2 separate regions of the Homo sapiens genome follow, and region 2 is linked to region 1. A link is an interaction called in ENCODE POLR2A ChIA-PET data of the cell type or tissue named here. Cell type or tissue: Caco-2. All regions are shown on one strand.

What was found. ChIA-PET counts read pairs that join two places held together with the same protein. Peaks named below come from ENCODE experiments on the same cell type or tissue, not always from the same donor. Only the 100,000 strongest peaks of a DNase experiment are listed, where the experiment ranks them.
Region 2: POLR2A ChIA-PET joins it to region 1 with 8 read pairs; 2 of 35 experiments call an interaction of 5 or more read pairs at or near these places.

Annotation. Positions count from the first base shown.
Region 1 is chr20:63,433,344-63,437,343 of GRCh38, reverse strand. It overlaps KCNQ2 (potassium voltage-gated channel subfamily Q member 2), which reads left to right. Exons shown (of 17, transcript NM_172107.4): 8 at 3,441-3,535. It overlaps LOC105372721 (a long non-coding RNA gene), which reads right to left and starts at 1,998. Exons shown (of 2, transcript XR_937000.1): 1 at 1,867-1,998; 2 at 1,253-1,334. In Caco-2, a CTCF peak has its summit at 2,278 (motif pointing left); a DNase peak (open chromatin) is centred at 2,303.
Region 2 is chr20:63,200,569-63,204,568 of GRCh38, reverse strand. It overlaps YTHDF1 (YTH N6-methyladenosine RNA binding protein F1), which reads left to right. Exons shown (of 5, transcript NM_017798.4): 4 at 762-2,282. Among named protein-coding and RNA genes, the nearest start is that of YTHDF1, 14 kb to the left of the region's middle. In Caco-2, no CTCF peak of the experiment used is centred here; DNase peaks (open chromatin) are centred at 1,269 and 1,865.

The DNA.
Region 1 (4,000 bases):
AAAGTGACCACGTACGTGTGGTGAAAAGGTTACAATAGTGCCAGAAAAAGCAGCGTCTGAGCACCCAGGGTCCCATGCGCCCTGCTTCCCTCGAAGGTCACTCTTAGCAGCTGGTGCACATTTCCAGAGCACAGCTGGGCCTCTCCACAGGCGCACCTCAGAGGACCTGCAGCCGTGGTTCCAGACCACTACGGTAGAGATACGGCAATAAAGCGAGTCACACAAATTTCGTGGTTTCCCAGTGCATATGGAAGTTATGTTTACAGGCTGGGCACCGTGGCTCCCACCTGTAATCCCAGCACTTTAGGAGGCTGAGGCAGGCAGATCTCTTGAGGTCAGGAGTTCGAGACCAGCTTAGCCAACATGGTGAAACCCCATCTCTACTAAAAATACAAAAAAATTAGCTGGGCGTGGTGGCACACGCCTGTAATCCCAGCTACTCAGGAGGCTGAGGCAGGAGAATCACTTGAACCCGGGAGACGGAGGTTGCAGTGAGCCGAGATTGCGCCACTGCATTCCAGCCTGGGAAACAGCCCGAGACTCCGTCTCAAAAAAAAAAAAAAAAAAAGTTATGTTTATACCATGCCATAGCTTACTAAGTGTGCAGTAGCATTATGTCTAAAAAACAGTAAAACACTGCACGTACTTTCACTTACAAATACTTAATTGCTAAAAAAATACTAACAATCACCTGAGCCTTCTGCGAGTTGCAATCTTTGTGCTGGTAGGGGGTCTCACCTCGATGCTGGTGGCCACTGCTGATGAGGTGGGGCTGCTGAAGGCTGGGGCTGTGGCGATTTTTTTTTTTTTTTTGAGACGGAGTCTCGCTCTGTTGCCCAGGCTGGAGTGCAGTGGTGCGATCTCAGCTCACTGCAAGCTCCACCTCCCTGGTTCCTGCCATTCTCCTGCCTCAGCCTCCCAGGTAGCTGGGACTACAGGCACCCACCACCACGCCTGGCTAATTTTTTGTATTTTTAGTAGAGACGGGGTTTCACCGTGTTAGCCAGGATGGTCTCGATCTCCTGACTTCGTGATCCTCCCGCCTTGGCCTCCCAAAGTGCTGGGATTACAGGCGTGAGCCACTGCGCCCGGCTGTGGTGATTTCTTAAAATAAGGCAAGAATGAGGTTTGCCGCATCGATTCACTCTTCCTTTCACGAAAGATTTCTCTGCAGCATGCGATTCTGTTGGATAGCGTTTTACCCAGTGGACCTCCTTTCAGCATCGCAGTCAGTCCTCTCAAATGCTGCCACTGCTGTATCAACTAAGTTTATATAATGTTCTCATTCCTTGTCATTTCAACACAGTTCACAACATCTTTGCCTGGAGTAGATTCTGTCGACCAAAAAAAAAAAAAAAGAAACCACACACATGTCAAATGTATTTGGGAATTAGAAGAAAGGATTATAACCAGAGATGAACCACTGTGGCCAGAGGGTGGGGGACTCTCGAGAGATGAGCCAGTGTGGCGAGCCACCCATGTGCCGGAGAGGGAGGGGCAGGGAAGCTCTCCCTGGCTGAGAAGTTCACATAAGCTGCTTGGAAACAGAGTTCACTGGCTCTGAGGCTGAAAACCAGAGTTGGCAGCCGTTCACTGGTTGAGATGCCGCTGCTGGGCCAGTGTTCTTCCTAGAGCATCTTGTCTGAATTGCTGCATTCCTGATAAGGAATTCCTTGTGGGGTTATTTTAGAATGTCTTTGACACTGTCCTCATCTCAGCCATGCAGGCGTGAGCCCTGCCGCCGTGTACTCTCTGGCCTCGGTTGGTTTGGACCTGACAGAAGTGACCTTACCCTGCTGTCTGCAGTGTTCACCGTCCATCCCAAGAAACCACTTACTTTGCTCATCCATAAATGCTGCTCCTCACCTGTTAGAGTTTTATCCTGAGATGGCAGCAGTTCAGTCCCGTCTTCAGGCTCCACGTTAGGATGGCCAACTTTTTTTTTTTGTTGTTGTTGAGATAGGGACTTGCTCTCTTGCCCAGGCTGGAGTGCAGTTGTGTGATCTTGGCTCACTGCAGCCTCGACCTGCCAGGTTCAAGCGATCCTCCCACCTTAGCCTCCTGAGTAACTGGGACTACAGGTGTGCACCACCATATCTGGCTAATTTTTTGTTTTAAGTAAAGGCAGGGTTTTGCCATGTTTCCCAGGCTGGGCTTGAACTCCTGGGCTCAGGCGATCCACCTGCTTCAGCCTCCAAGGTGTTGTGAGCCTCTGCGCCAGGCCAGGGCGGCTGACATGTTAGCAAATGGCAAATCAGCGTAGTGAGGATGTGTGGACACCGCCCCCCCTGCTGGTAGGAATGTAGCGATGCAGTCACCCTGGAAAGCAGTTCGGTTGTTTCTCAGAAAGTTCGTAAACGTGGAGTTGTCACGTGACCCGGCCATTCTACCTCTAGGTATAGACAGACACAAAAGAATTGAAAACAGACCTTCAACCAAAAACGTGCACACAAATTTCACAGCAGCACCACTCATAGGAACCAAAAAGTGGAAACAGCTGAAATGTCTATTAATGGATGAACGGAATGTGATTTATCCATACGATCCTCCTATCAGGAGGAGCGGGCGCTGCCCCTTGCTACGACGCGGATGGGCCGCGGGGACGTCACGCTCAGTGGAGGGAGCCAGACGGGGAAGGCCGTGCAGCTTGCGATGCCCTTGGCAGGAAATGCCCGGGGCGGGGAAGTCCGTGGAGCCCCGTACACCCTGGCGGTGGCCAGGGCCTGGGGGACCAGGAACCAGGAGCGCCTGCTGAACGTCGGGGGTAGGAGGGGGTTTATTTGGGGGCGACGAAGAGGTGTGGAGTTAGATAGGGGCAGTGGTCGCACAGCACTGTGTGTGCAGGCGCTACTGAAGTGCACGCTTTAACATGGCTAACATGGTGAACTTCAGGATATGTCTATTTCAGCACCGCAAAACAAAACAAAGGCATAGAGAACGGAAATCCAGCCAGGCGAGGTTCAGTCTGACGTACAGGCTCATGCCCCGAGCCGGGCTGAGTCCCCGCCCTGGGAGGTTGGAGGCTGAGGTCCCTGGCCCTACCCATACTCCCAGCGCCTCAGGTTGCCCAGGGCCCAACCAGGAGGTCAGGAAGGTAACCCCCAGGACAGGTGATACCCGCCAGGGGCCAGGTAAGAGTCATGAAAAGGAAAGAACACAGCCTCCCTGCGAGCTCGCTCAGGGCCCCGAGTCAAGCCCCAACCGCTCCCCTCCTTCAGGCCCCACCGTCTGACAAGCGGGCTTGCCTGTCTGTCCTACAGAGGGTAAACTGAGGCTGTGGGGCTGATGCAGCACTGGGGCCTGGCCTGCTGGCCCAGAGTCCTGAGTGCCTGGCCTACAGCATGGGGGTCCCCTCTGCCCCGTTCCCTCCACGCCCGGCCCTCCTGGGCGCGCCCCTCGCCGCCTGCCCCTCGCCAACTGCCTTGTCTTTCCCTCCGCAGTCGGCCTGGAGATTCTACGCCACCAACCTCTCGCGCACAGACCTGCACTCCACGTGGCAGTACTACGAGCGAACGGTCACCGTGCCCATGTACAGGTACCGCCGCCGGGCACCTGCCACCAAGCAACTGTTTCATTTTTTATTTTCCATTTGTTCTTAAACCCCACTTTTTGTTGTTCATTATTTTGATTGATTTTTTTTCTTTAAAATGTATTTTTCACAAAGGAGTTCTGTGTGTGGTTTATTTCGAGGCGTTGCTTCTGCCCTTTGTGTTAGAGCTGCGGCTTTCTCTTCACTTTCATTTCCTCACCCCTTTGCTTTATCGTCCTGGCCGTGGGTCGTGCTGTGTTTTGTGCGTTGCAAGGACGCTCCCCAGGGAGCTCAAGGTAAATGCCCCCCGCCCCGGGCTGCTCTGGACCGACAGCTGCTCCCCGGGCTGCTCTGGACCGGCAGCTCGAGGTGCCCAAGCTTCAAGAGTGGAACCAGTACCATGACCCCGTCCCCCATCAAGGACCTAGGGCTCCGGCGTGGGGGGCAGGAAAGTAACCCCGGATCACAGTG
Region 2 (4,000 bases), 230 kb after region 1:
TTCGGATGCTTTCTCTTGGCTGAGGAGCTGGAGCCAGCCAGGGCCCTCTGTGCAGGGGCCTACTGCAAGAGCCCAACGCTGTGCCCAGGAAATCATGGGAATGTGAACCCCCTTGGACTTAGAGGCAGGGGCCATCTGCTAGGAAGGGTGTGTGGAAGGAGCCTCTGAAGCACCCTTGAAGGATTCTGGGAGAGCTTTGGTCCAGGTATGGGAGAGTGTCCCAGGAGGAATGTCAAGGCCCAGAGGTGGGCGCCCAGGGCCTGCTGAGTAATCAGCGAGCTTGGGGTCTGTTCTCTGGAGCAAACTGCCTCACGGCCCTGCACATCCTGGTTTGCCAATGGAAATATCTCTGCCTTACAAAGCTGTTTCAGTTCCCATGATGCCGTCCGTGTCTGTCATAAGCGTTGTCGTCAGCAGGCAGGGGTTTACTCCTCTACCTCTGGATTCCTTTGCAGGTAAGAGTAGAGGGGGCTGCTACCTTGCCAGTTCTAGAGAGGCATAGCTTCGTCATTTAGCCTGAATTCAGAGCCTTGCCAATGATGCTTCGTATTTTGAGACGGCACCCTGGTTTGTGTTCGTTATTAATTTCTCTGTCTTGATTTGGTTCTCACATTGGCGACTACAGCTTTCTTTCTGGAAGGAGTAGCCCCATGCTGTGCAGGTTTTGTTTTTGCTCCACCTGTGCTTAAGCAAGAGGCGGTTGGCATTCTCAGCATCTCGTGTTGTAGAAGTGGTGTAACTTGTCACGTTTGCTTTTGCAGAGTAACAGTTACCCCTCAATGAGCGACCCCTACCTGTCCAGCTATTACCCGCCGTCCATTGGATTTCCTTACTCCCTCAATGAGGCTCCGTGGTCTACTGCAGGGGACCCTCCGATTCCATACCTCACCACCTACGGACAGCTCAGTAACGGAGACCATCATTTTATGCACGATGCTGTTTTTGGGCAGCCTGGGGGCCTGGGGAACAACATCTATCAGCACAGGTTCAATTTTTTCCCTGAAAACCCTGCGTTCTCAGCATGGGGGACAAGTGGGTCTCAAGGTCAGCAGACCCAGAGCTCCGCGTATGGGAGCAGCTACACCTACCCCCCGAGCTCCCTGGGTGGCACGGTGGTTGATGGGCAGCCAGGCTTTCACAGCGACACCCTCAGCAAGGCCCCCGGGATGAACAGCCTGGAGCAGGGCATGGTTGGCCTGAAGATTGGGGACGTCAGCTCCTCCGCCGTCAAGACGGTGGGCTCTGTCGTCAGCAGCGTGGCACTGACTGGTGTCCTTTCTGGCAACGGTGGGACAAATGTGAACATGCCAGTTTCAAAGCCGACCTCGTGGGCTGCCATTGCCAGCAAGCCTGCAAAACCACAGCCTAAAATGAAAACAAAGAGCGGGCCTGTCATGGGGGGTGGGCTGCCCCCTCCACCCATAAAGCATAACATGGACATTGGCACCTGGGATAACAAGGGGCCTGTGCCGAAGGCCCCAGTCCCCCAGCAGGCACCCTCTCCACAGGCTGCCCCACAGCCCCAGCAGGTGGCTCAGCCTCTCCCAGCACAGCCCCCAGCTTTGGCTCAACCGCAGTATCAGAGCCCTCAGCAGCCACCCCAGACCCGCTGGGTTGCCCCACGCAACAGAAACGCGGCGTTTGGGCAGAGCGGAGGGGCTGGCAGCGATAGCAACTCTCCTGGAAACGTCCAGCCTAATTCTGCCCCCAGCGTCGAATCCCACCCCGTCCTTGAAAAACTGAAGGCTGCTCACAGCTACAACCCGAAAGAGTTTGAGTGGAATCTGAAAAGCGGGCGTGTGTTCATCATCAAGAGCTACTCTGAGGACGACATCCACCGCTCCATTAAGTACTCCATCTGGTGTAGCACAGAGCACGGCAACAAGCGCCTGGACAGCGCCTTCCGCTGCATGAGCAGCAAGGGGCCCGTCTACCTGCTCTTCAGCGTCAATGGGAGTGGGCATTTTTGTGGGGTGGCCGAGATGAAGTCCCCCGTGGACTACGGCACCAGTGCCGGGGTCTGGTCTCAGGACAAGTGGAAGGGGAAGTTTGATGTCCAGTGGATTTTTGTTAAGGATGTACCCAATAACCAGCTCCGGCACATCAGGCTGGAGAATAACGACAACAAACCGGTCACAAACTCCCGGGACACCCAGGAGGTGCCCTTAGAAAAAGCCAAGCAAGTGCTGAAAATTATCAGTTCCTACAAGCACACAACCTCCATCTTCGACGACTTTGCTCACTACGAGAAGCGCCAGGAGGAGGAGGAGGTGGTGCGCAAGGTGAGGCTGGGTGTTGCAGGCAACTGCCATGCAGATGTGTCCTTGGTGCCGTACTTAGACCAGGTGGCCCGGTGGTGAGCAGATGCGGCAGGTCCGCCGAGCTGAGTCTCGTGACAGGCAGCTCCCAGTTGGCCGCAGGTGGGCGGGCCCAGGTCCTGGCAGCCTCGTGGGCTTTCCCTGCGGAGAGTACTGCTAGTAACCAGTGATGGTATTTGGGTAGATGTCACCGAACGACTTTGATCACTTTCCAATTATAATTGAATAATTGGGACCACAGTGTACACATTCTGTTTTTCTGTTACAAAGAATTTGAGGGTAACTTTCTCCTCTCCTTTTTGAATTGTGATACTTTCTGGAACAGTGCTTCCCAGCCTCCGTCCATGAGGAACACTTAGGTGATATTCACGAAGCACTGCGGTGGGCACGTAGGGCATCGAGACCCCACCTGGCCAAGGGCCCTTGCTTCCCAGGGCACTGTCCCTCAGTAGTTGGGAATCTCTGGTCTTTGATCTGGAGGTCGTTGCTTTATTTTTCTTTTAAAAACCCAGTATCCTGCAGTTTTTGGAAACAAACTCACTCCATCTAGGTCGTAAAGAAAATGGTGGTGGTGGGGTAGGTTTGGAATCCAGACATTTTATAATGACAAATATGGATCCTATATCAAAAATTCATTGACTGGGCCTTTTTGAGACAGTCCTGATTTCCTGGGATACTTGTAGCCAAACTCCTGAGTCTGTGCTGTCATGTGATGTCTGACGGGATTGAGTGTGTTTGCTCTTCAGAAGGGCTCAGATGCCCGTAAACTGGCACCAGCAATGGGAAAATGATGATGCTGACATACTTCATAATGCTTCCTTTATTCGAGAGAGTTCATCCTGAGATTCTCTCCTGCTTTTTAAAAAATATCCCTTCCTGAAATGTCAGTTGATAATAGATGGGTTTTCAGTGTTTTTTTCAGTTCTCTATGTTAAAGGAATTATTCACCTGTGAGCACCAAGTGTCCTAATGTATTTTGGGCAGAAAGGCGTGTACATGGCATATATAGGGATGTATAGAGTAGAGCCGCCTGCACTGTCTGCAGTCTTACATTATGCAAGTCCTGAACAACTTGGGGCTTGTAGAACTTTGGAAAAGTATCAGTCCCTCTCTTTTGTGAGAAAAGAAGTGGATGTCATTTATTTCCAGTTACTGAATTCTGAATTAGTTACTGAAATTCTGTGTTTTAGGTCTTTTTTTTTTTTTTAAATGGAGTTTTGCTCTGTTGCCCAGGCTGGAGTGCAGTGGCGCAATCTCGGCTCACTGCAACCTCCACCTCCTGGGTTCGAGTGATTGTCCTGCCTTAGCCTTCCAGGTAGCTGGGATTACAGACAATAGCTCGGATTACAGACTTTTAGGTATAAAATGAATACTGAATTGCTAAAGTTGCAGGGATAATTGCTAATGAAGCTTTAGGTCCTTAGCTGGCTAAACTGGAAGCTGGCTGTGTGTGTGTGCGCGCACAGTTTTTCTTCTTAAATACCGTAATACTTGGGTTTTCATAAAGTGTGCGGACTCCTGACCTGGTTGGTGTTTTTAAAACTCTAGTGTCCTACAACTTGCATTATAAAAACTTGATCTAGATAACTGCTTTTGTGTGTCGGGTTATGGGTTAAGCATCTTGGTAAGCGGCCTGCAGGGTCTGTGGGCATCTGCCTGCAGGCAAGATCCAAGTGTTCCTC